Linked DNA regions of Mus musculus: region 2 is linked to region 1. The links are chromatin loops, found by intact Hi-C in ENCODE. Cell type or tissue: left cerebral cortex. All regions are shown on one strand. Each heading gives the region's core, and the rest is flanking DNA. Links, peaks and the distances in the headings are about the cores only.

What was found. A loop is a pair of places that touch in the nucleus more often than their neighbours do. Peaks named below come from ENCODE experiments on the same cell type or tissue, not always from the same donor. Only the 100,000 strongest peaks of a DNase experiment are listed, where the experiment ranks them.
Region 2: a loop joins it to region 1, with 1.9 times the contacts of the local background. A loop is called at or near these places in 2 of 42 quality-filtered maps.

The regions. Positions count from the first base shown.
Region 1 is chr2:106,504,672-106,520,212 of GRCm38, forward strand. All of the region lies in intron 1 of Gm14015 (predicted gene 14015), which reads right to left. Among named protein-coding and RNA genes, the nearest start is that of Gm14015, 11 kb to the right of the region's middle. In left cerebral cortex, for the core only: no CTCF peak of the experiment used is centred there; DNase peaks (open chromatin) are centred at 6,754 and 7,437.
Region 2 is chr2:106,633,216-106,648,756 of GRCm38, forward strand. It overlaps BB218582 (expressed sequence BB218582), which reads right to left. Exons shown (of 7, transcript NR_137201.1): 2 at 14,660-14,846; 3 at 14,138-14,247; 4 at 13,128-13,263; 5 at 10,844-10,954; 6 at 10,486-10,660; 7 at 9,702-9,935. Among named protein-coding and RNA genes, the nearest start is that of BB218582, 9.4 kb to the right of the region's middle. In left cerebral cortex, for the core only: no CTCF peak of the experiment used is centred there; a DNase peak (open chromatin) is centred at 8,770.

The DNA.
Region 1 (15,541 bases), core at 2,388-10,387:
GACAAGAAAAATAATTACTACAAAAATTAGTGGTGTTTGCCGCTAGCAGGACAAGAAAGGTATTGTGTTAAAGAAGCAAGGTGTACAAGTCCTCTGGGATGTTGCCAATATTATTTGGTGAACCTTACAGGAGGGTTTGTTTGATGGTCATTTTTTATACTGACATTTATGATTTATGCACATTTCTGCATGAATGTTACATTTCATGTTTTAGGACATTTAAATTATACTTATGGAAATGCTAGGCAAATCCCTCTGGATGTGTTCCTGCTGCCCTGGAATCTTAGTTTCCACCCAATAGCTTCCTCCCCTGAGTCTGACAGGCAGCCGGGTCTGTGGGATAAGAACATGATTTGGGCTTTGCAGAGTCCAGTAGAGAAATTTAGGTTCATAGTTTTTCTTTAGGACTTTGAGGAAGCCTGGATTTATTTAGACTTCTGAATAAAGTTGGGAGCAATAGGTGTCATGGATCTATGGTATTTCAAGAGGGAACATATGCCTACTCACAAGATCATACTGGGGGGAGATGACATCTCTCTTTTCCTTGAGAACATCTGTTCCCTGCCATCTGCTACAGGACTAGCCACACAGATAGAGATGTTATTTGTATCTAGAATGTACCCATGAACTCAATTTGAGCTTCAGAGTAAGCAAAGAGAAACTGTTGTTCATGTAAGGAGTCCCAGGCAGTGAGGAAGAAGAGAATGAACACACAACATCCAGAAAGGTGGTTCATATGCAAACTGAGGAAGCAATTTTGGAAATGGTACAATAAGAGCAACAAAAGTATTCAGAATATTCTATTCTTGAGCTAAAATGTTAATTTATAAGTGGCATGACACAAGAGAATTAGTATCTAAGCTTTGGATGTGCATTTGAAAGCATTCCAAAAACACTAAGATAGAATCCATGAGGGAAAAGCCAGAAGACTTCAAAGTGACTAAATACAAAATATAGAAAATCTAGGAATAGGACTGGAGAAGTAGCTCCATTAATAAAAGCATTTGCTGCTCTTTCAGAGAACCTGCACTTGTTTCCCAGTCCCAACATGGTAGCTCACAGCTGTCTGTATGTAACTCTAGTTCAGGGCATCTGATGTCTACTTCTTGCCTCCACAGGCACCAGGCATGCACATAGTACACATGCAGGTGATCAAATACTCATGAACATAAAATGAAATAAATACATCTTAAAAATGAAGAAATAAATACATCTTAAAAAGGAAGAACTAGTAGGGGAAAAAAGAAAACAATATGGAAGGAAAGCAATATGTAAATCCCCCATGGAAGAAAGGCAATTTGAGTCTTAAAAACAATAAATCTCCTTGAGTTCCAGTTGCTATTTAGAAGGAAATGACAACTAATTTTTCCAAAGGAAAACACTCCTTCTGGCACTGGGATCCCATCTACTTTATATGACTTGAGAGTGAAGAATTTACAATCTGCAGCACCAGGAAGTGGGAAGATGGCTAGGTGAGTGAAAGAGTTAGATGTTCGCAGGCTCCATTGGAAGGAGGGGCTCTCAAAAACAAAAGGAGTCAGAATAGAGAACTCAAGATAAAAGGAAGAAAAAAGATCCAGTAAGCTTTGCCAAGCACATACCTAAAAAGTTGTCTAAAAGCATCCATATACTAGCTACTCGAAAATTCTTGACATGCAAAGACATATTCAAGGGAAGACTTAGTAATAGATTCAGACTGAAAATGCTGCTCATAGCAAAATCTGAGTGGATTGGTGTAGGGCAACAAAGATGGGAACTGAGTGCTGGCAGATGAAGCCAAGAGCAAACAGGTCGCTATGAGCAAACTTTGAGGGAAGATCTCAGTACATAGAAAAAAGGGTACACTCAATTAGGTATTTCACGAAAGAGACGCCCACCACTGGAACAGTTTCCCTTCTAAATTAATTCATGGGAATTGAGATACAGGGGTTGGAACGTTTTATCCTGATTAAAATTAGTAAAAGTACCATGAAAATAAATAACCAAGACTTGGTACAAAATGTGTCATAAACTGTATTTTGGAACTAAAAAAAAACAAAAACAAAAACAAAACAACACACCTGGCTCTGAACATTTTACACTTTGGGTCTCCTTTTTTTCTCATCTACTTATTTTATATTGTTGAAGTGTAACTATTTTTACAAATTACTTGAAATAAGTTTTAATAAGGTGTGATACACATTTTTGAGAAATATTTATTTTCTTTTTCTAACTTATGTGTCTGAGTATCTTGTCTGTCTGTATGTCTGCATACTGTGTATGTGCCTGCCCGCTGTGGAGGTCAGAAAGGGTATCAGGTCTCCTGGGACTGGGATTGATAGCAGTTGTGAGTCATGTATTGGTTCTTGGAATTGAGACTTGAGTCCTCAGAAGAGCAGCCAGTGCTCTTTATAGCTGAGCTTTCTCTCTAGACCCAAAACTTCATCCAAAAGGAAGGGAGGGAGGGAGGGAGGGAGGACAAGAAACAAAGAAACAGGGCGTGGTGGCGCACACCTTTAATCCCAGCACTTGGGAGGCAGAGGCAGGCAGATTTCTGAGTTTGAGGCCAGTCTGGTCTACAGAGTGAGTTCCAGGACATCCAGGGCTATACAGAGAAACCCTGTCTCAAAAAACCAAAAAACCACAAAAAGAAAGAAAGAAAGAAAGAAAGAAAGAAAGAAAGAAAGAAAGAAAGAAAGAAAGAAAGAAAGAAAGAAAGAAAGAAAGAAAGAAAGAAAGAAAGGAGGAAGGAAGGAAGGAAACAAAGAAACAAAGAAAGAAACAAAGAAACAAAGAAAGCATATTTTCTTTCAAAAGCCTACATAGATACCTGATGTGTGTTTGTTTATGGATGGTGGAGTATTAATATAATTAACTATTACTATACTGGAGTCAATCCCCCTTATAGTTTGGTAGTGTTTGTTTTGTGAAATTGGGTATGTTGCCATTGATATGCAGTGACCCCCTTCGCATCTTCTCATAATTTGCTTTGACGTCTACATTATCAGACGGAAGCAGAGCAGCCCCGGCTTGCTTCCATGCTCCATTTGCCTGGAACACCTTTTCCCACCCTCTCACGTTAAGCCCATCTTTGCCAACGGGAGACATTCCGTGTGAGAAATCACAATTTAGATGGCACTTCTTACTCCAGTCTTTTAGTCTAGTCCCTTTTACAGGAAAATGGAGGCCCTTAGTTCTCAGCACTTATTTAAAGGTGTGCATAAATTCCTGTAGGGTGTTGTTTGACATTGTTCTATAGGTTCTTAGTCTTCGTTTGGTTACCTATCGTTCTCCTGAGGTTTACCCTTTGCTCTATGCTCATGGATGTGCTTGCTTTCCTCTTCCGTGTGTAGAATTCCATGGTGTCTGCTACGGTAATTTAGTGGCCAGGCATTATTTTAGTTTGTATTAATTATGGAAGATTTTAATTTTTCCTTTGATAATAGAGAGACTCTCCTGGATACAATAATCTCTCTTCAGGGCTTCAACTATATCAGTTGATGCTCTCACGGTCTGTTGGGAAATCTGCCATTATTCTGATGACTCTGCCTTTCTACATGACTTGGCCTTTCTCCCTGGCAGCTTCCATATACTTTGTTCAGTTTCCCCAATGTTTTACTGTAATGAAATGAGGCCAATAAATTCAGAGTTATTCATCATCTTTGGCCATTAGGGAAATGCAAATCAAAACTATATTGAGATTTGATCTTACTCAAGTCAGAAGGTCTCTCATCAAGAAAACAAACAACCACAAATGCGGGTAAGAAAGGAGGAAAGACAAGGAACATTTATTGGCTGCTGATGGGAATGTCAATTCGTCCAGCCAGTGTGGGAATCAGTCCACTGAGATTTCCCCCAAACTAAAAATAGAACTATATCATCTAGCCATACCTCTTCAAGGTATATACCAGGACAGAGTCAGGGCAAACGTTACTGAGATGTGTGCAAGCCTCTGCTTACTGTAGCACTATTTGCAATAGCCAGCTTATAGAATGATGAATGGATGAAAATCAGAGATAAAGATGATAGAAGGAGATAGAATCAGAGATAAAGAGTCAAAGGAAGAGACAAAGATGGAGATAGGGATAGAGACAGAGTCAGAGATAGAGGTAAACACAGAGTCAGAAATAGAGATAGGGATGATAGAGGAATTAAGTGGGAAAAGTACTAGAGATATAGAAGAGGAATGGAGGGCTGGGGAGATGGCTCAGCGGGAAAGAGCACTGACTGTTCTTCTGAAGGTCCTAAGATCAAATCCCAGTAACCACATGGTGGCTCACAACCACCCATAATGAGATCTGATGCCCTCTTATGCTGTGTCTGAAGATAGCTACAGTGTACTTATTTATAATAATAAATAAATCTTTGGGCTGGAGCGACCAGGGACGGAGGGAGCAGAATTGACTAGAGTGAGCGGGGCTGATCAGAGCAAGCAGAAGTACTAAATTCAATTTCCAACAATCACATGAAGGCTCACAACCATCTGTACAACTACAGTATACTCATATACATAAAAATAAAATAAATCTTTGGAAATTTCTTAAAAAGAATAGAAATGGAAAGGGAGAAAGCAGATAATGAATGGTCATAGAAGGATTAGTGTGATCAAACTTTATTATATCCATCCATACATGAAATAATATGATGAAGTCTCAAGTACTGTTTCATTTATTTATGTTAATAGAATACTTCAAAGTAACTATATTCCAATATATTTGGTGGAAATACGATAAAAAAACAGACAATAAAAAAGTTTTAAAATCAACTGGCAAAACAATAAGAGAAAGAGCAAATACAAATAAAAAGTGCAAGTCTTAGTTAGGGTTTCCTTTTCCATGAGGAGACACCATGACTGAGGCATCTCTAATAAAGGACACCATGCTTACAAGTTCAGGTGTTCAGTCTATTATCATCAAGGTGGGAAGCATGGCAACATCCAGGCAGACATGATGCTGGAGAAGGAGCTGAGAGTTCCAGAGCTTGATCAGAAGGCAGCCAAGAGAAGAATACTGTCTTCCTTGAAGCTAGGGTCTCAAAACCCACACCCATAGTGACACACTTCCTTCAACAAGGCCATGCCTCCTAACAATGCCACTCCCTATGGGCCAAGCATATTCAAACCACCACAACAGTGTTATAATCAGGTAATTTATGTTCAAAAATCCCAAGGAGATGGTATAATTGTTACAAGCATTTATGTATCAAAACATGTAGCAGCTGGATAAAAATCCAGGACTGATGGAAATACAAAGTAGTATAAGTTCCACTAAATAGTACATCTCAGAATCCCTGTAGAAATAGACCAAAAAGGACACCAAATACAAAACAACTCTGTAACTTTGAAACATAAAAGTAAATATAGCTGTCTACCAACTATAAAATTAATCTAGTTGAAAAAACTAAGACTTATGGTATAATAATATGACAAATTTAAAAACTGATAATTTTTAAAAAGAAGACTCTTGTGATATATAAAGAATCTGCATGTGAAACTATAAATGATCTAAAATGGAGTTAAAAAGAAAAATGTTCCATCAAAATTGAAATGACCATGTGTAGGAAAATATGCATGGTCTTCGGTGATTTTGCCATTAAAAGGGAAAAACTTAAAAAGAGAAAGGAGCTGGGGGAGAAATTTAATAAGTATTAAGAAAACTTTAATTTACTACATTATTAAGGAATGAGAAGAAGTTAAGAACAAAATCTAACAAAATAGTAAATGAAAATTGATGATGATGGAAGGTAAATCTGAGGGCTGGGTGATGGCTCAGTTGGTAAAGTTCTTGCTTTGTGAGTGTAGCTCCCAGGACTAGCCCTAAGCAGCTGGCTGGAGTGCTATATACCTGTATTCCCAGGATTGAAGCTCCTATGGATGCCAGGAACTCACTAGCCAGCTGACCCAGTCACCTCGATGAGTTCCAGGCCAATCAGATTCTCTCTCTCTCTCTCTCTCTCTCTCTCTCTCTCTCTCTCTCTCTCTCTCTCTCTCTCTCTCATGCACACACACACACACATTCAAAGGTGGATGGGGGAACTATGGCTGAGGTTGTCTTGTGACTTTGACATACATGTACATGTATGTATACACCTGTAAACGTGAACATAAGCACACACACACAAACCTAAGAGAAAAACGAATGAGTGTATTAAAAAGCTACATCTTGAGCTGGAGAGATGGCTCAGCAGTTAAGAGCACTGACTTTTCTTCCAGAGGTCCTGAGTTCAATTCCCAGCAACCTCATGGTAGCTCACAACCATCTGTAACTGTCCTCTTCTGGTGTCTCCAAACAAATAAATAAATACTTAAAAAAAAAAGCTGCACCTTTTAAATGGTCTAAAAAGAAAAATAATAAAGCTGTGTTTGTTAGGGTTTCTTTTGCTGTGATAAAATACCATGACCAAAAGTAACTTGAGAAAGAAATGATTTATTCATTTTACAGCTTGTAGACCATCATCCAGGGATGTCAACTCAGAAACTCAAAGCATGAACCTGGAGGCAGGAACTAATGCAGAGGCCATGGAGGGGTGCTGCTTACAGACTTGCTTCCCATGGCTTGCTCGGTCTGCTTTCCTTTAGCATTCAGAACCACCAACCCAGGGAAGGTACTACCCAAAGTGATAGTTTCCCCTATATCAGTCATCAACTAAGAAAATGCACCTAGGCTTTCTCAACGCCAGTCTTGGGTGGGTATTTTCTCAGCTGAGGTTCCTTCTTCCAAATGACTCTGGCTTGAGTCTAGATGCTGTAAAATTGCCAGCACAAAAGGCAAAAATCCATGCTGCCTAATTTGGAAGCAAGAGTATACAAGAATTGGAAATGAGTTAGAAGGCAGGAATGTGGAAAGGAAGGATCAAGATAATGCTGAGAACGAGGGTGAAGAACTCTCTGGTCGTGAGCAGAAGGGAAGGGGCAAGTTCCTTATACAAGGCATAAGTCTATTATATAATACTTGACCCAGATTTAGTAAATGGGGTCTAACATCATGAATACTGTTATTATTACTTCTATTGTCATTAGTAGATAACTTTCAAATACTTCTGACAGCTCAGTATAAGATAAGGCTCAGGCTGCTTCTCTGGAAAAAGAATATTAAATGGAAAGAAACTATCAAAATATTAGCATTATCTCCATTCTTATCCAACATTGCTCATAGAAAATTATATCCAAAGTTCATTCCAATTCAGTGAGATACTAGGTAAGACCTCTGTCTTCCCCAAATGGAAACTCTTTAGGCTGTGATAAGTACACAAGACATCAATGCAGACACCAGAGAGTAGACATGAAAAGACAGTGGAGTTACTACCACAGAGAGCTATGGCAAGGGAGACATTTTTGGTAAGCTAAAGATAAAAAATGGAGGTCGAACATATGGACTTCTAAGAGAAAAGGGAACTAGTGAATGTACCATTTTGACTCAACTGGGAAATTGCGAGACAACTAAGGGAAGAGGATGTGGAGACAGATGGTGAAGAAGAGCCTCGAGTTCCACTTTACAGAACGCAGTCCTCGCCCTACTGTCTGGAAAAAGTCCGTGAAGATCTTTGAATAGATGGGTGATGTGGCAAACAGTATTCTTCGGAAGGATTACTTAACAGCAAGTATACTCGGTGGACTTGGGGGTGAGGAGCGGTCACACAAGTACAAGACAGAAGCTACTGTCATTATTTAAGCGTCTCTCCCTCCCCTCGCCGCTCCCCTCCAATCTAGAAATATCATTTTCTCCGTGTTGCAAATGGTCAAAACACAAAATTACTTCCGAGCCAAATAGAATATGAATCAAAGATGCCTAAAGCATGGCTGGCGTGGCCTCTAGTCAGCCACATTTCAGCTCCGCACTGCTCTGAGTTGACATTAGAAGGGTTAGGTGTTATTTCTCAGCCCCTTGTGAGGGATAGCCTAAAAGAAACAACCTCCCCTCCTCAGGTGGCATCTTGGAAGAGAGGATGCCTTTTTATCACCAAAGGGCCCATCTGGGCTGATAGCCTAAGAGCAGGATCACGGATCTCCCCGGGGTTAGCTCAGCTTTGCTTCTAGGCAAAGCTTAGCTTCCTCCCGCCCCTCCATCCCCCTTCTCTTCGGTTGTTATCAGCTCCAGGAACACAGAGAGTTAACCTTTGCAACTGGATTTGCTCTGTGCAACACAGTGTCACCCCACAAACGGGGTGTGTAAGGCGCCTGTGAAACGAAAGAAAAGGAGTCCAGGAATTCAGTTAATTAACCACATCAGTTTCTTAACGTGATCAATTTTAATTAAACTGAATTTTAATAGAGATCTGTGTAGTCTGTAGAGACCAATTGCTAATTCTACAAAGCATGTGCTGCCTTTCAGCTCAGGTTTGCTCCCATCTAATTAATATGGATAGAGCATTAAGCCTTTTTGGACTCTGGTGGTTTTCATTTCATGACTATTAATGATTTTAATGAACTGGACTAATTCAGTAGTTTTCATCCTAGTGTTTCGGGGCTTTGTTCATCACAAATTTCAGGTTTATAATTGGTTTCCAGGTCTTAACAGTGGTCATTGATCAGCTTCAGCAGTTCCTTTTACAACTCAGTAGGCGCTGGGGACTGTTAACCCTTTGCCACCTGGAGCAGAGATGCACAGTGTAGTGCTTCAGAACAAACCGACCTGCAGGTAACCATGGGGCAGTGGGTACTTCAAAATCCCAGGGTGTGAGGGAAGTGCTAGCACAGGACGGAACAGGAAAGGTCATGGTAGCGATATGGAAGCTGTGCATTTAGAACAGCAATTAGAATAAAGTAGACCCGTGATTGCTTTAGTTTCCAATATTCTGAGTGAGAAGTGCACGAACCAGGTTTTCTAGCTACTCAGTGGCCCTTGCCAAGCCCTAGCAGGTATCTTTATCAACAACCAAACAGCCAGGACTAAAGAATAAGAAAAATAAGAGCTGGAAAAAAGCTGATGAGAAATAGAAACCAGGAGACAAGGCTGCAGGGGACACAGACGGTGGAACCTAGCAGAGATACAGAAATAAACATGGGTGGCTGCATGCTTGTATCTATATTTTTTTTTCTTCACAGGACAGGGATATGGGCTTACCAATGGAATAGAGCCACAGCTAGTGGTTTTCTGCCTTTCGGAAAACTAATAATATGTCTGCATTTTGTTGAAAACAAAAGGCATAACTTTAAGCATTGTGCACCTGAGAGTGTCTAACAGACCTGTTTGTTCCCCAATCTATCTTGGGAAACTGAAAAATGACAGGCAGGGTGTACATGCAGAGGAGTCTAGCTCACATCATCAAAATGGAAGAAAGCAGAAGGTGGTCAATTCTCTGGTTGTCTTAAATGTTCCATTCATCTATGTCTTAAGTGCTCCAAGAAAGAGCTACCCAAGCACCCAAGTACCAGCTTCCAGAAATAAAGGCTGACATCATGGGAAGCTGTCCTTTTCCATAGGTCTATCCCCAAAGGTTTCCACTATCCTGTCCCTGATCAGTGGTGGGGAAAATCTTACTTGATCCAGGGTTTTGCTTCTGATGGAGACTGTGTCCATATGGAATCAAAAACCCAGTTGGATCTTTATGGGTACTTCCATTAAAAGCATCCAGAAATCTCATCTAGAGTGGTTGTTATATCATCTCTGAGTTCTAAGTAGAGAGGCCTAAAAGAATCAGCTACTCAAGTAAACAGGCATAAAGCTGAGAAATTTGGATTTTTTTTTTTTAAATTCTGTTTTGCATGACAGGTTATGCTCTACCAGTTGACTTCTCTCATACAGGCTGATTTACTTAAACAAGTTGCCATCAGGATAGAATTTACTTTACACCTTTAATTCCTGCTCATCTCTCAATCCTTTCCAGTCTTGCTTCTATCCCACAGAGCTACTGAAAGGTTCTGTCATCTATAAAATGGTGGTAATGGCTTCCTTGTTAGGGTCATTGTGCAGATTAGCACACTTAGCAAGGTGCCTCAATAAATTATGGTTATTATTGTCACTCAAACCACCAAAGCTCCTATGATTGACACATGACTTAAGTCTTCCTCTGCTGAGTTCTTGGCTGTGCATCCTACTACAGAGCACATTTCCTCGGACTCCACTTGTTCACCCTTTGAATCTTTCAACAAATGTGTGTAGATGTTTAGCTCATTCTGCAGAGTTCTAGGCATGAGGGCTACCACACAGTTCAGAAAGGCTGAATGTTTTCTTTCCTATGCTTGGAGTTTTAATTTGTTTTTTCAGAACAGGAAAGGAAAATAGGAAACGGTAATCTATTTAAACAAGCAGAGTTTGCATCTTTAATTCTTGTTTGTCTCTCGATCCTTTCCGGTCTTCTACTGAATTCTTAAATTGTTCCAAACATCAGTGGTTTGGCACATGTCAAGCTACATGAGAGGGGCCTAAATATCTTCACGCTATTGATGAGGACATCAAGGCTCTATGTGTTAACTTTCCTTGCCAAGGTCATAAAGGTTTTGAGTGAAAGAAACTATTTAAACCAGAGCAGTCAGCACCAGGGCTCAGGCATTAAGATTCAGCTTCATTTACAAAGAACAGAGGGAAAAATTACAAAAAAAAAAAAGGAAAGAAAAAAATGCTATTTGAGATGAGGTATCTACAAAAGCCCCCTGAGAGAGGAGGACACCATGAGAGTAGAAAGACCCACGCTGACAGAATCTGGAAATGTGCTGTGCTCTAGAGAGCAGAAATGAACTGAGCTGTCCTCCTAGAAGCATTGTGTATTGAAGCGTACCCTCTGTGTGACTAGAGTAAGAACTTTAGAATGGAAGACTTTGGGGGTATGATTAAGACTAAGCAAGGATCTGTGAGCAGCGTCTACTTCCACAGAAGCTGTAGCTTTCAAATAAGAGGAAAAGAGAGTTTGTCCTCTCTTCAAATAAAAGACATGTAGGGGCACAGTGGAAGGTGGCCATCAGGAAGTAAGTCCTCATCAGGAAAAGAACTGGCCACCACCTCATCTTGACTTCTCAGCTCCCACTACTGTGAGAGAACACACTTCTGCTGCCCCAGTGGCTGCCCAGTCTGTTGCATTTGTTTAGACAACTTAAGGAAATGAAAACATCAGAGGAGGTCTTGGATCTTAGGAGAATGGTGCTTCTCAGCTAGTTCATGAAGGAAGATGGAGACATCATCTGAGTGCTGGGAAGGATGAACCTTTGCAAGAGATGCTGTGGGAGTTTGAATGAGTGAGGCAAAGAAAAGCAAACTTGACTCTTTCCAAGACTGTCCCTACATAAGCAACCAGAGGAGTGAAAAGAGAATCGGAACCTCAGAGCAAGACTTTTAAGGTAGTATATATACTAGAATGTTTGTCTGTTGTAATGATCTAGTGAGCAGAACATATAAAGGAGATTTTATAGAGAGGAGATAATTGCAAAAACAAAGTCATTGAATAGAGAAGAGGGCCTATCCTTGGATAGAAGAGACTTATCATTGTGCAAGTGTGGAAGGCAAAGCTATAGATAAACATGTAAGGGGCTGGTAGATCAGGTGCATGTCTCAGAAGGGGAAGTGGGGCCGTTGGGTGTACCTGCAGGTAGAGTGGAAGCTTTGGTGATGGAATAAGAGATATTTCTCTCTGTTGTGCTAGCATTCTATTAATAGGACATAGATCTTGACTATTCCTATCTAGAGGCTTGTTTTTATCTTCCTCCTGATCCAGACAAGGAAACTGAGCTCAGTGGTCACGGAGGTGGTGGCCAGGAAGACTAGGATTTGAACAGCAGTTTTCTCTTTTGCTTGTTGTTCCTGATTTGCTGAAAGTGAAAGTGGAGGGAAAAGTTGGAATCATGATCTTAGTGGAAAGAAAAGCAAATTGAGTGATGCAGTGTGGCAGGATTTCCAAGCTGTACTGGAGACTCTCTTGTCATCAGGGATATAAACAGAAAGGAAAACTATTTTTTATAGTCTCATGGATTTGTTTTATTAACTTTTGTTTTGCCTACAGCTCTATTTGAATGCTCAGATTTCAAATTTGGTCTGAGTTTTAAGAGGAGAAGAGAAAAAGAAAGAGGAAAGGACAAAGAAGGTAAGAGAATGGATGGATGGATGGATGGATGGTTGGATGAATAGATGGATAGATGATAGGTATAAGGATGGATGGATGGTTGCTTGAGTGGATGAATGGATGCATACATACACACACACACACACACACACACACACACACACACACGCATATATATAAGCACATAGGCATATAGGTAGACAAGAGTTTTCATAGCTGTCAACTATTGACCTAGTTTGAATAAAAAGGAAAATGAGACCAAAGATTGATAAGAGGCATTGGAAGCAGCTGGAATGCAGAGGGTTTGGTAAAGTAAACTGGATAATTAAGGTAAGTACTCCGATTAAGATTCTGATGTTTTGAGAGGTACTTGACATTAGAGCTTTTGGAAGGAGTAAGTTTCAAGACCTCTAGAGTCACCATGGAGGAAAGGCTATAGATCTCGTCTCCTGCTAACAAGATAGCTCAGTAGTTAAAGGCACCCAAAGCCAAGCCTGGTGAACTGAGCTCAGTCCTTGGCACTCGTGGAAAAAGAACCAACCCTCACAGGTTGTCCTTTGATTGCCACACTTGAGCCATGGCTCACGTGCACTTCCACCCAAACACAGAAGATAAATAAATATCTTAAAATTTACAAACGTTGTAGGAGGTAATGAGGCAGGACATGAATACTGAAGTTCCCAGGGATAATGGTAGAAGTAACAGGAGAGAGCAAGAGGGACAGTAAGTGGGTGTAAAATCTCCAGAGACTGGGAGGTGAGTGGGGGACAGGCGACTATGACAGAGAGGGAACAGATGGTGTAGTCTCATGCCATCTGCTTTAAAATCACCAGGAATTCTGAGGATGAAGGAAGGGACAAGTGTCTAGAAATAGCAGCAGAGCAACTCCAAAGCCTCTAGTCACCCCTTTCCACTCTCCAGCTGAAATCCTCTGCTGCGCTACCACACTCCCCACTTTTAAACAATACACATATGCCGTCTCTTCAGACTCCTATATTTAGGAAAGATATATTGACATTGGGCTTTGGAAAATAAGCATCATGTCTCCTACATGAGTGCATATGTGTACATGCATATGCATAAGTGAACACACATCCTTACACAAGCACGCACACACACACACTCCTGAATATTTGTATTAGTTCTATAGCTTCCCTTCTTGTTTTTGTTTTGTTTGTTTGTTTGTTTGTTTTTCAAAGCTGAGTTTCCTTGTGCAGTCCTGGCTGTTCTGGAACTTTCTCTGTAGACCAGGCTTGCCTTGAACTCCCAGAGATCCACCTGTCTGCCTCTGCCTCTCATGTGGTGGGATTAAAGGTGTGTGCCATCTTTGCCTGGCTATCTCTTCCTTTCTAAAACCCTGCAAAAATAATTAGTCTATAGTATTTGGAAGTCATTCTTCATGTCACTTAGATTCTTTAAAACTTGAAACATTTTATATGTTCTTTGGAATAGGGAACATTTTTTTTTCCTTTTAAGAGTGAATTTTCTTCCAATTTCTTCATACTTCACTATTGTTCAAATGTGTGGAAATCAAATTTTCTTATTTATTTTTCTCTTTCTTACTTTATATACTTTAGTCGTTTTAATAGTAGAGTTTCAGGTTCTGGAATAAATGTTGAGTTAATATTTGGTTTGGGCTTCCTTGCCAGATGAGGGAAATAAATTTAGATTTTTCAGAGGGAGTGAGTACTGAGGCTCAAACTAGGGGTTTTTCCACATGCTAGAGAGACACTCTACCATTGAACTACATCTCCAGTCCCATCAATTCAGACATTCCATGTACAGAGAGTATTTCATGTTGTCATTTGTCGCTATATCCCCACCTCCCCCATCCACATTCTGAGCAGTCATCCTGCTTTTGAGGGTTTCCAGAATAAGGGCTTAGAGTTTTCCCCTTTTATAAGTTGGATCCTTCCAGGCCCTTGAACTCTTGGGTGTGGCTCTACCTCCCCTCCTCTCACATGGCTTTTAAGTACAAATCCCAGACCTCAGGTCCACATTGGGCCCTATATTCCAGTGCTGGACCCTTCTTACTGACCAGACTCTGGTTTCCTGCTTCACTCCTGCACCCCACGTGGGGCATTTAATTTTTTAGTTCAACTTGATGGCAAAATAATAATAATAATAATGATAATAATAAATAATGGATTAGCAAGATATCTCAGTGGGTAAAGGGTGCTTACTATCAAATCTTATGACCTGAGTTGGATCTGCAGGACCTGCATGGTTAGAGGAGAACTGACTTCAGCAGCTTGCCATATGACCACCACATGAATACTGTAACATGTTTGTACTCCAGAAATGAGAAATGGGAAGCATCCTGGGCAAGGGTAACCTACAACATTTGTTCTAGCACAGGGCCAACAGCCATTCCTTAAATGGTGTTTCTTGCATAGACAGGATATCAACCTTCTACCTGTTGTTCATGATAAATTTCATTGATTACTTCTTGCTGTGTCAACGTTACTAGCCAAACTCTCTAATTTTGTCATTGCAGTCCTTAAAAGCCTTTATTCCACTATGTTTTTCAAAATCAAAATTATTATTCCACCCAAAGCCCTTCCAACCCTGATCTCAATTATTAGGCATGCTCTGTGCACCCACAAAATTCCATGAAAGTTCTAATCTCTGCTACCTCAGAATTTTGCCTTAAAAATAAGGCCTTTTAAAAAGTGATTTCAGTTAAATAAGATCACAGAGATGGCACTGATTCAGCGTGCCTGGGTGCTTATAAGAAAAAGAACAGACATCAGTGATGGGTACGCACAGAAACATGGTCATCTGGGGACACAGAGAGAAGGTAGTCAAAAGACAGAGGCCTAGGAGAAGCAAACATCTTTGTCTTGGAGCTCTGGCCTCCAGAAGGATGGGAAATGCATGTCTACTGTTGAAGATAATGGTCCATTAGAGTTTGTTATAGCAATCCAGGAACATTAGCATACTTCCTGTCTCATGGGTCATATATCCACTACTTCCCTTTCCTGTTCCCCAGGCAAGACATGTTCCTCATGTCCTTCAACTGTACAAATTACCCTTCACAAGAGGAAATCCCAAGGACTTTTGTTGTACTCATCAGATGTGGAAGGCTGAATACAGGTTCCCACAGGAGTAGTAGGAACCCCTGTGTTGAAGCCACAAGTAAGTAAAAGATGTGAGAGTGGAGAAATGGTCATATATGATTAAAGAGGTCCTTAAAAGCAATTATGAGAAGATTGGGAGTTGAGGTGGGCATTTGACCACCAAGGCAGAATAAGAAAATATGGTCATGGGAGAATATGGCTAATTAGAGTGATGTAAGAAGGGGGTTACAGAAAGTCTTGGAGAGCTGGCAAAGGCAAAGACCCCATTTTTCTCCTGGAGGTCTTGCAGTAATATCTAACCCCAATAAGCCCATATAAAAAATCATACAACTCAGTAATTATAACTATATGCCTAGATTGGGAAGATCTATCACTATCCTCACCTATGAGACCCTTTGCTACTTGCAGTTTTTTCCTGGCCACATGGTTTTGTTCCATACTGGCTTCCTTCTCCTCCTCCTCTTCCTCCTCCTCCTCCAACTTCTCTCTCT
Region 2 (15,541 bases), core at 3,840-11,839, 130 kb after region 1:
GCATAACCACCACGGTTTCAGAATGACTGACAAGAAGCCGGGAGGCAGCACAGGTGGAGGCCAGCAGCGACAATCTCAGTTCTCTCTACAGATCTCTGCTCCCTACTGAACCTCAATAGGTTGGATCTCTCAGCCATATCATATTTTGGAGCTCTTTGCTTCCTCTGGAGTATTGATTGGATGATGATGCCTTCCAAGTTCATGTCCTGCCAGAACCCCCAGAATGTGACCCCATTTGGTAATAGAGTCATTTCCAGAGTAGGGTGAGTACCTGAACCCAATATGACTAAGAAGAAAAAAGACACAGGGACAGAGATTCACAAAGACAGCGCTGTACTACACAGAGGTAGAGAGTGTTATGAGACACGTACCAGCCAAAGCATGCTAAGGATTGCTGGCCACAGCGTGAGCTCAAAAGTAGACATAATGAGCCCTCAGCCTGAGCTTCTGAAGAAGAAGCAACCCCATGACCATCTTCATTTGTGATTTCTGGTCTCCTAAAGTGAACTTGTTCACAGCTATTCAATGATAGTCTTTGCTGCATTTTCTTACCTTGATCTTAGAGGAAAGACCACACACACACACACACACACACACACACCACCACCACCATTTGGATATGGAAACTATCTATGTTGTCACATTCTTGAACCTCATACTTTTTCTAATCACTAATCATCCTGGACCTTAAATGATGGAGGGTCTTCAGGGTTATTCTAAGAATCTTTTACTCACACTTTCCTCTGTGGTTATAATCATCACATTTGAGAGGTGTCACTGTCAGCCAAGCTTCCATCTGACAGGTCCACAGTGAGGTATGCTGGGCAGTGTTTTCTACAGTCTTTGTTTGTGGGTTTTGGTATCATAAGTCTGATACCGCCCACATTTTTACCAATGCAATGATAACTCTTCACCACCTAGAAAGGGTAGAGGATTGCCAAGGCTGTAAGTCCTTGTTTGGCTTCATCTCTTCACTTTCTCTAAGCACCTGAATCACATGCGTACAAAAGCATACACAATCACAAATTACCTTTCTCCAAATCTCATATACTCTCTCTCTCTCTCTCTCTCTCTCTCTCTCTCTCTCTCTCTCTCTCTCTCTCTTTCTCTCTCTCTCTCTCTGCCCCCCCCCGTGTGTATGTGTGTGTGCGTGCGTGAGCGTGTTCTGTCTGCCATAACAAAATAAAATACCTGATGTCTCATTTTGAAGAATACAGATTTCTTTGACTCTGAATTTTGGAGAGTGAAAGTCCAAAGGGCATAGCATTGGTTCTAATGAGCCCCCAGCCCGTTGACAGCTGCATCATTTTGCAGAAGATGCCATTCTGGTAGAAGTCAATGAGTGAAGGAGAGATTTCACTGGAAAGCAGGGAACCAGAGTTGAAGAGAGGCCAGGTTTAACCTCCACCAGCCCTCACTTCTTTAAGGTTCCACCCCATATCAGCTCTGTCACACAGGAGACCAAAATTTCAATACCTGAGCCTTTGGGGACACATGGACATCTGAATCACGGCAGTGTGTACATGAGCTTTCTCTAACACTGGGTTAAGAAAGTGTTTTTTGAAGATAGAGGTAAAAGATTTCAGTTTTATGAACCATGTTTGTTTTATTTGTAGTATAAAAGCAGCTACATAAAAAGCACAATCCAATGAACATGGACCAGTGACCCACACACTAAAGTTTGCTGACCCCTGTTCCAAAGGAATACCCTTTCATCAGAGGAGCCTATTACATGAGCCAGAAACCTGAACTTACCATCCTCCACCATTGCCCCATGATGTCCCCAGTCCTGAAAACTTTATTTTCTGAATAACTCTGACCCATTCAATCCTCTGCAATTTCTTAGCCCTCTTCTGCCTGGATAAAGGATGAGTCTTCTGACTTATCTCATCATATCCACTCCCAGCCCCTCTCCAAGATTTCTACACCCACAGCAGAGGGGCTTTCTCAACTAGCAAAGAAGTCCTGTGTCATGCCTGTGGCCTGGCATTGTCCCTGTTCCCTTACTGAGCCAGCCACCCGAGCCTCCTCATCCCTCTCTCCCCATTGCCATCATGGTTTGCTTTCTAGTTGCTAATGTATGCCTGTGTTTCTAATCTTTCAGCTTGCCTTTGAAAATCCTCTTCCTACTTCCCAGCAATTTTCAATCCCCATTTTCACTTTAAAACATAGAGTATCATTCTGACCCCAGCGCAGACACCATTCCTCAGAGAAAGCTTCCAAGACCTCTTCCCTAGACCACGCCCCTCAGTATAAATACTTCCTGTGAGCATGCTTTTTGCATGAGGGCCAGAAGTCATGATTGGAAGCTTCCTAAAAGTAGGGACTTTGTTTCCTTTCTACTTCACTGACTTCCCACCACTAAGCAGGGCAGAAATGATGGGCAGATGAGAGATGCGAAGGTGTTGTGATAGCTGTTCTCGGTTGTCAAAATGACTACATCTGGAATGCACTACAATCCAGAGATGGAGGGCACACCTGTGATCTGGATATTGAAGCTGGAAGAAATATACCTTTAATCCAGATCTTGAGGCACACCTTTAATATGGGCCACACCTTCTGCTGGAGGCCTGTATGAGGACAATGGAAGAAGGAAATATTTGTCCTTTGACTGCTTAAACTCACTTTGCCTGCATATCCATTGGAGTCTACTTTGAGATTCCAGCTTATACAAGAGACCAACTGTGGGACTGAGCAACTACTAGATCTTTAGACTTTCCATTCAGAGCTAGCCATTGTTGGATTAGTTGGACTACAGCCTGTAAGTCATTCCAATAAATTCCAGATAGATAGATAGATAGATAGATAGATAGATAGATAGATAGATAGATAGGTAGGTAGGTAGGTAGGTAGGTAGATAGATAGATAGATAGATAGATAGATAGATAGATAGATAGATAGATAGATAGATAGATAGATAGTAGATAGATTCATTCCATAAGTTCTGTGACTCTAGAGAACCCTGACTAGTACAGGAATCTTATGAGATGATAGAGACACAGCTTCCTCTCACCCCTGCTGTAAATGTAAATGTGGTTTTCCATCCATCTCTATTTCATGTATTGGAATTACACAAGGTCTGTGTTTTGTTTTGTTTTGTTTTGTTTTGTTTTGTTTTGTTTTGATTTGATTTGATTTGTTTTGATTTGATTTGTTTTGTTTTGTTTAAGCCAGGTGTAACGACACCTGACGTCAGGGATTTATTTACTCATTTATTTATTTATTTAGCTTTTCAAATTAGAGTTTCTCTTAGTAGCCCTGGCTGTCCTAGGAATTGCTCTGTAGACCAGGGTGACCTCAAACACACAGAGATTCACCTGCCCCTACCTCCCAAGTGCTGGAGTTAAAGGTGTGCACACCCTAGGACTTTTTATTTGTAAGAATAGTTTATATCTTCAAGGCTTTTCCCCACTTTCTCCTCTATAAGTTTCAGTGTCTCTGGTTTTATGTGAAGTTCCTTGATCCACTTAGATTTGACCTTAGTACAAGGAGATAAGTATGGATCGATTCGCATTCTTCTACACGATAACAACCAGTTGTGCCAGCACCAATTGTTGAAAATGCTGTCTTTCTTCCACTGGATGGTTTTAGCTCCCTTGTCGAAGATCAAGTGACCATAGGTGTGTGGGTTCATTTCTGGATCTTCAATTCTATTCCATTGGTCTACTTGTCTGTCTCTATACCAGTACCATGCAGTTTTTATCACAATTGCTCTGTAGTAAAGCTTTAGGTCTGGCATGGTGATTCCGCCAGAAGTTCTTTTATCCTTGAGAAGACTTTTTGCTATCCTAGGTTTTTTGTTATTCCAGACAAATTTGCAAATTGCTCCTTCCAATTCGTTGAAGAATTGAGTTGGAATTTTGATGGGGATTGCATTGAATCTGTAGATTGCTTTTGGCAAGATAGCCATTTTTACAATGTTGATCCTGCCAATCCATGAGCATGGGAGATCTTTCCATCTTCTGAGATCTTCTTTAATTTCTTTCTTCAGAGATTTGAAGTTTTTATCATACAGATCTTTCACCTCCTTAGTTAGAGTCACGCCAAGATATTTTATATTATTTGTGACTATTGAGAAGGGTGTTGTTTCCCTAATTTCTTTCTCAGCCTGTTTATTCTTTGTATAGAGAAAGGCCATTGACTTGTTTGAGTTTATTTTATATCCAGCTACTTCACCGAAGCTGTTTATCAGGTTTAGGAGTTCTCTGGTAGAATTTTTAGGGTCACTTATATATACTATCATATCATCTGCAAAAAGTGATATTTTGACTTCCTCTTTTCCAATTTGTATCCCCTTGATCTCCTTTTGTTGTCGAATTGCTCTGGCTAATACTTCAAGTACTATGTTGAAAAGGTAGGGAGAAAGTGGGCAGCCTTGTCTAGTCCCTGATTTTAGTGGGATTGCTTCCAGCTTCTCTCCATTTACTTTGATGTTGGCTACTGGTTTGCTGTAGATTGCTTTTATCATGTTTAGGTATGGGCCTTGAATTCCTGATCTTTCCAAAACTTTTATCATGAATGGGTGTTGGATCTTGTCAAATGCTTTTTCTGCATCTAACGAGATGATCATGTGGTTTTTGTCTTTGAGTTTGTTTATATAATGGATTACATTGATGGATTTTCGTATATTAAACCATCCCTGCATCCCTGGAATAAAACCTACTTGGTCAGGATGGATGATTGCTTTAATGTGTTCTTGGATTCGGTTAGCGAGAATTTTATTGAGGATTTTTGCATCGATATTCATAAGAAAAATTGGTCTGAAGTTCTCTATCTTTGTTGGATCTTTCTGTGGTTTAGGTATCAGAGTAATAGTGGCTTCATAAAATGAGTTGGGTAGAGTACCTTCTACTTCTATTTTGTGAAATAGTTTGTGCAGAATTGGAATTAGATCTTCTTTGAAGGTCTGATAGAACTCTGCACTAAACCCATCTGGTCCTGGGCTTTTTTTGGTTGGGAGACTATTAATAACTGCTTCTATTTCTTTAGGTGATATGGGACTGTTTAGATGGTCAACTTGATCCTGATTCAACTTTGGTACCTGGTATCTGTCCAGAAATTTGTCCATTTCGTCCAGGTTTTCCAGTTTTGTTGAGTATAGCCTTTTGTAGAAGGATCTGATGGTGTTTTGGATTTCTTCAGGATCTGTTGTTATGTCTCCCTTTTCATTTCTGATTTTGTTAATTAGGATTTTGTCCCTGTGCCCTTTAGTGAGTCTAGCTAAGGGTTTATCTATCTTGTTGATTTTCTCAAAGAACCAACTCCTCGTTTGGTTAATTCTTTGAATAGTTCTTCTTGTTTCCACTTGGTTGATTTCACCCCTGAGTTTGATTATTTCCTGCCGTCTACTCCTCTTGGGTGAATTTGCTTCCTTTTTTTCTAGGGCTTTTAGATGTGTTGTCAAGCTGCTAGTATGTGCTGTCTCCCGTTTCTTCTTGGAGGCACTCAGCGCTATGAGTTTCCCTCTTAGAAATGCTTTCATTGTGTCCCATAGGTTTGACACCAGTCAGAATGGCTAAGATCAAAAATTCAGGTGACAGCAGATGCTGGCGAGGATGTGGAGAAAGAGGAACACTCCTCCATTGTTGGTGGGAGTGCAGGCTTGTACAACCACTCTGGAAATCAGTCTGGCGGTTCCTCAGAAAACTGGACATAGTACTACCGGAGGATCCAGCAATACCTCTCCTGGGCATATATCCAGAAGATGTCCCAACCGGTAAGAAGGACACATGCTCCACTATGTTCATAGCAGCCTTATTTATAATAGCCAGAAGCTGGAAAGAACCTAGATGCCCCTCAACAGAGGAATGGATACAGAAAATGTGGTACATCTACACAATGGAGTACTACTCAGCTATTAAAAAGAATGAATTTATGAAATTCCTAGCCAAATGGATGGACCTGGAGGGCATCATCCTGAGTGAGGTAACACATTCACAAAGAAACTCACACAATATGTATTCACTGATAAGTGGATATTAGCCCCAAACCTAGGATACCCAAGATATAAGATATAATTTGCTAAACACATGAAACTCAAGGAGAATGAAGACTGAAGTGTGGACACTATGCCCCTCCTTAGATTTGGGAACAAAACACCCATGGAAGGAGTTACAGAGACGGAGTTTGGAGCTGAGATGAAAGGATGGACCATGTAGAGACTGCCATAGCCAGGGATCCACCCCATAATCAGCATCCAAACGCTGACACCATTGCATACACTAGCAAGATTTTATTGAAAGGACGCAGATGTAGCTGTCTCTTGTGAGACTATGCCGGGGCCCAGCAAACACAGAAGTGGATGCTCACAGTCAGCTAATGGATGGATCATAGGGCTCCCAATGGAGGAGCTAGAGAAAGTAGCCAAGGAGCTAAAGGGATCTGCAACCCTATAGGTGGAACAACATTATGAGCTAACCAGTACCCCGGAGCTCTTAACTCTAGCTGCATATATATCAAAAGATGGCCTAGTCGGCCATCACTGGAAAGAGAGGCCCATTGGACTTGCAAACTTTATATGCCCCAGTACAGGGGAATACCAGGGCCAAAAAGGGGGAGTGGGTGGGCAGGGGAGTGGGGGTGGGTGGATATGGGGGACTTTTGGTATAGCATTGGAAATGTAAATGAGTTAAATACCTAATAAAAAATGGAAAAAAAAAAAAAGAATAGTTTAAGAAGTTTGTTGCATGAGCCAGTAATCCCTCAGCAGGGTTTCCATAAATAAAAGCCAAAGTGTCGGGGGCTGGTGAGATGGCTCAGTGGGTAAGAGCACCCGACTGTTCTTCCGAAGGTCCAGAGTTCAAATCCCAGCAACCACATGGTGGTTCACAACCATCCGTAACAAGATCTGACTCCCTCTTCTGGAGTGTCTGAAGACAGCTACAGTGTACTTACATATAATAAATAAATAAATCTTTAAAAAAAAAAAAAAGCCAAAGTGTCAGTTGTCAGGCACCTGAGTAGGAATGGCATTCCTCCATGCAGCAGTGAGACTTGCTACTTAGAAAAACTCTTGCATTTCACTCAGATGGTGAGGGTATGACATTTTAAACTGTGGTTAGTTTTTAACCCACATATTTTAATTTTTTCCTTTTTTTATTAGATATTTTCTTCATTTACATTTCAAATGCTATTCCCAAAGTCCCCTATACCCACCCCCCACCCTGCTCCCCAACCCACCCACTCCTGCTTTCTGCCCCTGGCATTCCCCTGTACTGGGCATACACATATTTTAATTTTAAAAAATATGGCATCTTGGGTGTGGTATATGATTAAGTCAGCAAAGTGTTTGCTTTGCATACATGAAGATCCACAAAGGAAAACCAGCCATGGTGGTCCAGTACTTGTAATCCCAAGGCTACAGAGACAGAGAGAGATCCCTGAGCCTAACTGGCCAGCCAGCTCATCCTATTTGTAAGCTCCAGACCAATGAAAGATCAAGCCTTCGTCCATTCAGAAATATTGTAGAAAGGACTTGAAGAACCACACAGGCCTCTGTGCACATGTACAGATTTGCATGTGTACTTCACACAAACATTTGCTTTTGCCCATGTGAAAACACAAACACACAAAATATGACAGCTGCCATATTACTTCACTTCTCAAGATTAAAGAGAGCATCCCAGAGATTGTTTTACTCTGCTGTAGAGGTCCATGTCTTAGTGGACTCTCAGTACCATCAGGCAGTGGCAAGGGTACAGCATTAACCTCCAGCAGGAAGACAGGACATCAAGTGTGGGATGGGGTTCCCATCCCACAGGTACATCTCTGACCCATAATTGTTCCTGTCTGAAAGAATTACAGGAATAAAGATGGAGAGGAGCCTGAGGAAACGAAGGTCCAGCAACAGGCCCAAAGTGGGATCCAGCTCAAGGGGAGGTCCCAAGGCCTCACCCTATTACTGAGGCTATGGAGCGCTCACAAAAAGGGGTCTATCATGACTGCCCTCCAAAAGACCCACCATCAGCTGAAAGAGTCAGATGCAGATATTTGCATCCAACCAATGGACAGCTGACCCCTGTTGTTGAATTAGGGAAGGCTGAAAGAAGCTGAGGAGAAGGGTGATCCTGAGGGAGGACCAGCAGTCTCAATTAATCTGGACCCCTGAGATCTCTCAAACACTGGACCACCAAACAGACAGCATACACCAGCTGATATAAGGTCCCCAACACACATACAGTAGAGGACTTCCGGGTCTGTGTTCATCCAGAGATGACGCACCTAACCCTCAAGAGACTGGAGGCCCCAGGGAGTTTAAGGGTCAGGTGGGGCAGGGGTTGGGCGTATCCACGTGGAGACAGGGTGGGGTAGGGAGGATGTGTGGGATGTGAAGCAGTCGGAGAGTGGATGGGGGGTTGGGGGGTGGAATATAGAGTGTAAAAAATAAATTAAAAATAAAATAAAAATAAAAATAGTACTCTCAAAGTCACTAGAAAAATAATCTGTCCCTGATGAGCTAATTTGTCCACTGTGCTTGCTTCAAAAATGTCTATTTTCATTTTAATGATGAAATTAAATGCCTATCCTCATTAGATTTTTGGAATCACATCAAAATTATGTGTGTTGAGCCTGACGGAGTGGCAAATTCTATTTGAGTTCATTTCTTCTATGTTAAATGCTATGCATATGGTGTTTTTAAGAAAGACTGTTTTGATATATTTGGAAGGTTGTGTAGTGTCCAAGAAAGAGCTCTTGAACAGGAACTTGGAGACTCAGCCTCTACCCTGCCTCTGCCATTAACCAGACTGCGGCCCTATGCTTAACTCTTCTGTATCTGCTCTGCACCCAGAATAACGAGAGCAACGGTGCACTCCCTGCAACCCGGAAGGATCGTTATGAAATTCCGGGAAAATCATGTGTGCGAACGACCTGAAACAGCACCGGGAAAGTTACAGGAAAGTTGTAGCAAAGACGAGGAGTAATTATTGCTAGAAGTATTTATCATGATCTGCCTTAGTCTGTTTGTACTGCTAAAGTGGAAATAGCTTTAATTGGCTGGCTTATAAACAACAGGAATGTATTTTTTCCAGTTCTAGAGGCTGGAAAGTCCAAGGTCAAAATGTGGGGTGCGGGGTGTGTGTGTGTATGTGTGTGTGTGTGTGTGTGTGTGTGTGAACAGTCATAATTATGGAAGAGGAGGTCACGTGTGGAATTGAAGGGGGAAGGGAAGGAAAGAGTAGCAATAATATAAATACAGTCCTTGTGTTTGAAATTTAAAAAAAAATGAAAATATACAAAATTGTCAACCTCTAGATGGAAGGAGCAGAAGTAATTTTTTGTATGTTTTAAACAATGTCATACTTAGCTTCAGTTGTTAATCTGACACAAACTTATGGCCACCTGGGAGGAAGGGACCGAGTCTGAAGGACCGCCTCTCTCACGCTCGACTATGGGCAATTTTCTTGCTTTTTAATTGATAAGGAGGCTCGGTCCATCGTCCCATTCCTAGGTGGGTGGGTCTGGGCTGTGTAGAACTGCTGGCTGAGCATGGACCTGAAGCGAGCCAGGAAGCAGTGTGCCTTCATGGCCTCTGCTTCGATTCCTGTTTCCAGGTTCCTGCCTTGAGTGACTTCCCCATAAGCTCAACTAAACACTTTCTCCCAAAGTGGCTTTGCTTATGGTGTTTGTCACAGCAAGAGAAAAGCAAACTAGACCATATATGGAACATGGAGGGATTATACACACACGGAAGAAAAAAAACATTTTAAAAGTGTATAATTTATTAGTTTATAAACACAGACTTTTTTCATATAATTACTTTAAAATAAGGTTGAAAGCATGGCTAGCCTCCTGTTCTTTTCTACAGCCTTCTATTTTCTGTAGCTGGGATGAAGATGCTTATTCGGGATACAGTGATTGATAAGCTCGCTTTAAAAAGCTGGGTGTCCCTCCTGCTCTCCAGCTTGACACGATGGGTCACTTATGAATTGCCACTTCTGTCAGAACAAAGGTAGAAAAGGGCTGTTCTCATGTGTTTTGAATATGTGGGTTCTAATTTAAGAAAAAACTCTAAGAAATATTTTTTAAAAGAGCCTGTCATTGTATATCCAGAATGGATTTATAACATGGCATATGTGGGACCGGAAAAGACACTCACAAAATTGAACATTGTTCCTTTGAAATCTTTGTATCAGTTAAGACAGAGGTTGGGCATGTACAAAATCAATTTTCTCCTTCCTCTTGATAAAATTACATTTAAGTGTCCTTTAGGTTTTCTGTGTTTAAAATTCTGAAAAATAGGTAGAAGAGGGTAAATATCTAATAACAACCTTCCCACCCCCACATGCATGCCCCAGAACTTAATAATATGATGTGAGTGACCGGATCATAGTCTGCCACGGCCCCTATCATCTCTTGAAGCAGAGATGGAAGGATTCATTGAGATTCTTGCACACGAAACACAGAAGAGTTTTAATATTACAAAGCTTGTTTGAGATAATCTAGTCTGGGGTAAAGAAATAGGTTTCCATCTCAGATGTCACTTACAGTGTATTGATTGATTTGCCTGGATGGCTGGACTAGAAGAGGCAAAAAAGGTACTCCATGCTGAACAGACTAGTGTGTTGTGATGGAGCCCAGAGTCTGGGCTGACCATGGAAAGGGAACATGATGATAAGCGAGTCAAGAATTTGCTGTCCCAGCTGTCTTCTAGCTCATAGATCTGCAAGAGAGAGGGGAGACGCAGATAGTTGCAACTGATTCAGGATGGCTCTCAGCTGTGCCACTGCCCTTCAGTGCTCCACACCTATCAGTGCCCCACCAAGTGTGAGTTACCTTCACACTCCATCCCTGTCCTGCTGTGCCTCCTGTCAATCTGTTTGGATTACATGCATACCAGACTCACTGTGGCTCTGGAGCAATAGACACTCTTCAATTATAATCATCCGAGATCCTGTTTCTCTAGCCCAGTTTTCTTCTTTCGAGTACTCAATTGGGAAAAGATGGCTCATGATGGCTTTGGGTAAAGGAATTATTTTGAATAGAAAATTTGATTAAATCATCTTAACTTGACTGCTGATTTTTTTGCAGGCAAGTTTCCCACTTGTTTGTTTTAACTTCGGCTGTCAATCAAAGGAGATCTTATCTTCATAAGTCACAAGCGTGAGGTCTGGTCCTTTATCTCATTTCTATATCCTTTATATCCCTCCAATCTCCTTTTCCACATGCTGATAGTTAATAATAGTTATGTCTTTTTGGTTTTCAGATGAAGATAAACTTTTTCAAAGATGAAAAACAACCAAGGCAATCAACCAAGGCAAGTAACCTTTCTACTTGGGTGCTAAAATTCTTAACGATAATAACAGATTCCATATATAAAAAACATGAAGCTTAGCCCGGCATGGTGGCATACGCCTTTAATCCCAGACCTTGGGAGGCAGAGGCAGGCAGATTTCTAAGTTCGAGGCCAGCATGGTCTACAAAGTGAGTTCCAGGACAGCCAGGGCTATACAGAGAAACTCTGTCTTGAAAAACAAACAAACAAAAAACAAACAAAAACAAACAGAAAAAAAGCATGAAGCTTAAGCCATGTCTCAAAATATTTGTCCAAATTTTGTAGCTTAAATGGTCACAAGTCCTGCTATATATCCTGTGCTCTGAGATAGCTATGGCACTCGAAAAGACTAGCCTCCACTCAAGATAGCCATGGCAGACACAATGTCTTCAAGGGAAAACAGCACTTCTGAAGAGAAAGGAGAGAATCATGTTAGATAAACAGACTTTATTGGAGCAATGAGATGGTTTGGCTGGTAAAGGCTCATCCTGTGCCAATCTGGTGTGGTGACCTGAATTCCATTCCTGGAATCCATGCAAATCTGGAAAGAGAAAACAGACTCCGAAAAGTTGTCCTCTGAGCTCCACACGTGTGCTGTGGTATGCATCTGCATAAATCCTGCACACACACTAATAATAAAGATGATAATGATAGTAGTCATGAATCAAATTATTGAGTAAGAAGAGAACTTTACGATGAATGGATTATGGCGCTTTGGGAGCACTGTACAAAGAACTCAGAGAAGAGTGAAAAAGGAGGGGTCAGTTGGAGCAATGAATGAAAGGGGCATTCAGGTATCAGTGTGTGAAAAAAATGTATTTTCTGAGGTTTGTAAAATGACAGGTGTGAAGGGCAAGAGAATGAGCCTCAGACTTCTCAGCAGAAATGTGAGCAATGGAAGGTTTCAACCCAACATGGTCACCTCATATTTGGAGAACATGAACTCTCTAGCACTGCGTACCAGCTGTCACTAAAGGTGACACACAGGATATGCAATGTTGTTTGATATAGCAAAGAAGACACAGAATATCAGTAAAATTTGAATTGCATGTAATCTTGAAATAATATATACCCAGTGTGGTATTTGGTACATTATTTTATAGAAACACTATTCATTATTTGGCTAGCATACAGATCTTACTGTGGGCTTTTTATTTTATCTGGCAACCTTAGAGTTGGGAAAGGAAATGAAATAGAGTCTGTGTAGAAATGACTCCATCTAACACTCCTGGAAGTTCACTAGGGCAGAGCCAGTGCTGGGCCATCTACTTGCCAGACTAGCGCCTTTCCTCTTTCCATTTTCCAGGTTGACTTTCTTCTATCTATTCTTCATTTGTATTTCTTGACCTTAAGATTTTTGTAGTGTCAAACACTATCTCTGCACATGCCCCTACCACTTTTTGACTTGGCCAGCCAACTTCAAGTTCATTGTGATGTTACCATTCCTATCCCAGTGACTATATTCACATGTTCTTGTGCACCAAGAAGGAATAAAATTGCCAGTGTCTAGAAACAGGGAGAAGAAATAACTTCCTCAGCCACATGCTCAAGTCTACAACACTACCACTGCTGAAAGAACACAGCCCTAACAAACCAGGAACAAAGTCACCACTCAGTAATATCAACCAATCTGGGCATAGATGCATGTTGCTGATCGCAGCACTTGAAGGTGAAGACAGTCTGGTACCCTCAAGTTCAGGGTCATCCTCAGTTGTGTTGTGAGTTCGGAACCAAGCTGGGATACATTAGACTCTGACTCAGACAAATCAATAAATTAGGAGCTGGCAAGTTAGCTCCATCAGTTAAGAGCCCGCTGAGCAAATGTGAGGAACTAAATTTGATCTCCAGCACTTACACAAGAAACTGAGCTGGGTTCGAATACTCAAATGAATAACCCCACATCTGGGAAGACTGGGACAGGAGAATCCCAAGGGCTGGCTGCCCAACCACTATGGTCGAAATGCTGCACTCTGTATGGTGAGAGACTTTGTCTAAAAAGGAAATGACAATAATAAGACAAAGTGATAGAGGCAGATAATTCATGTCAACCCCTGGTCTCTCCATATATGAACACAAACATGCATGCGCTCACGCACACACACACACACACACTCGCACATACACACCAACACAAGCACACAAACATGGACACACACATTCACTCACTCACACATGCACATACACACAAACACAAGCACACAAACATGGTTACACACATTCACTCACTCACACATGCACATACACACAAACACAAGCACACAAACATGGACACACATACTATCACCACTACCCAACCACCCACCAATGAATTTAAAAATAAGTACAAATAGCATATTGAAATGTGTTTAGATTTCTTATCCCTGGTTGATTATAGACATCCTCAGGGTTTGTCAGGAAAGCTGCCTCTTTTTATGAGCAGTGAATAAATACCAAAATTAAGTACTTAAAGTTGGCTTACAATACACCTCGGTGCAGAGCCAATAAATTAATAAAACGTGATACATTTTCAGATCCCTCGAGGGGAAAATCCACAGCTAGCAAGGAGGCAAATTCACAGCAGCATCACACAGCAGTGCAAGCTAATTTTTCCATCTCCTGTGTGGAAAAGCTCAGATGATTTTTCACTGCCAACCCCCACATCTATACCTCTTAAAAAATATATATGTTTCTTAAAACATATTTCTTCATTGAGATTTTCATGTTCTCTTTTTTTTTTTCAATTGCTTTTGAAAAATGCCAACTTACAAACAAGAAGTGCAGACTGCTTTTATCCTATTTAGTCAAGGATTTTCTGCGCATTCGGTAATCAGTGGGGTACACTTATCCTGATGTTGGGCAGGGAATTGCATCCCCAACTCTTATTACCGTTCATAAATTATTGTTCCCATATGCACCATCCTGAAAATGGACCCCAATGGACTTTCTCTGGGCTCTGTACTCCTGAGGTTGGTAGTGTTAGGAATCTCACCAGAAGTCTGGAAAAGACCAATTAAAAGGCAAATTCTCTCTTCTCATTCCAATAACTCTGACCAAAGCAACCTAACATAAGGAGATAAAGGTGAATTATTTTCTACGTTTTCCATAAATTTTAAAATATATTTTACTACGGAATGTAGCATAGTACCCCCAGAGAGTTCTGTTTACAAATCATTTAAAGAAACATGATGTACTCAGCTAGCTCTCTTAATTATAATGACCTTGGGTATTTTTTTTTTTCATTGAAGGAGTCCTGGTGGTTCAAGTTTGAGCCAGCAGAAAATTAAATGGGAACATTGAAACTCTCCTATTTTTTTAAGGTACAGATTAGACACTTGATGTGGGAAAACAATAATCAGATCAGGATTGAGTCTCCCACATCATAAAAAAAAAATGTTGCGATATACTTACTCATAGTCTGGAAGACTTCACTTCCGGGGAGAGGGGCCACCACACAGAGACTCAAATAGGGGTCCAGGAGGGTGTGAAATCAATACTGACTTCTGTTGATTGAATTTCTGGGCATTCCAGATTGAACAGGGTGCCAGTTCTGCCCTCCAGGGACTTCCAATTCAGCAGGACAGCTTTAAAGATACATCTAAAAGACATTTGCTGCCCTGAGGATGCTGGATTCTTTAGTAAAGTGGTCCTGGGTATTCCAGCCTCATTTCCTTCTCATTGTTTTTCAAATTTAAAGCATTGATTTAACTATCAGAGGAAACATTTTCATTTCTTTTGCTCTATTTGTAAGTGTTGTCTCTTTCCCCACCCCCCAAAGCTTTCTTTCTGAGGGGATCTTTATTAAAACAGCTGCCACAAAATAACATAAACACATAATAATATACAATGCCTAACTAAACAAAAAGAAATACTATAGTTCAAAGGAAAGAGAGAGAGGGAGTGAGGGAGAAAGGAAGGAAGGAAGGAAGGAAGGAAGGAAGGAAGGAAGGAAGGAAGGAAGGAAGGAAGGAAGGAAGGAAGGAGAGAAAGAAGAAAGGTTGGTCACTCCCACAGAGGAAAACAAACAAATCATTTAAAGACATGCAACTATTTTTCAACACTAGCAGTGAACCTTCCTTCTATTGACCTAAAGTATGTCGTACTGGTGAGCAATTTGTTTGTTTGGATCTATTTTATCTTTATTAGAAAGGTTTATGGAGCTTTTGATGTTGCAGAAAAGCACAATATAGAATGAACCAAATATCATTTTCCCAGTCCTGCGTGCAGTGCGGGACTTGGGGCTGTTTACAATCTAGCTCTTCAGTGGTGAAGCACTACCCAGTGTTATTAACA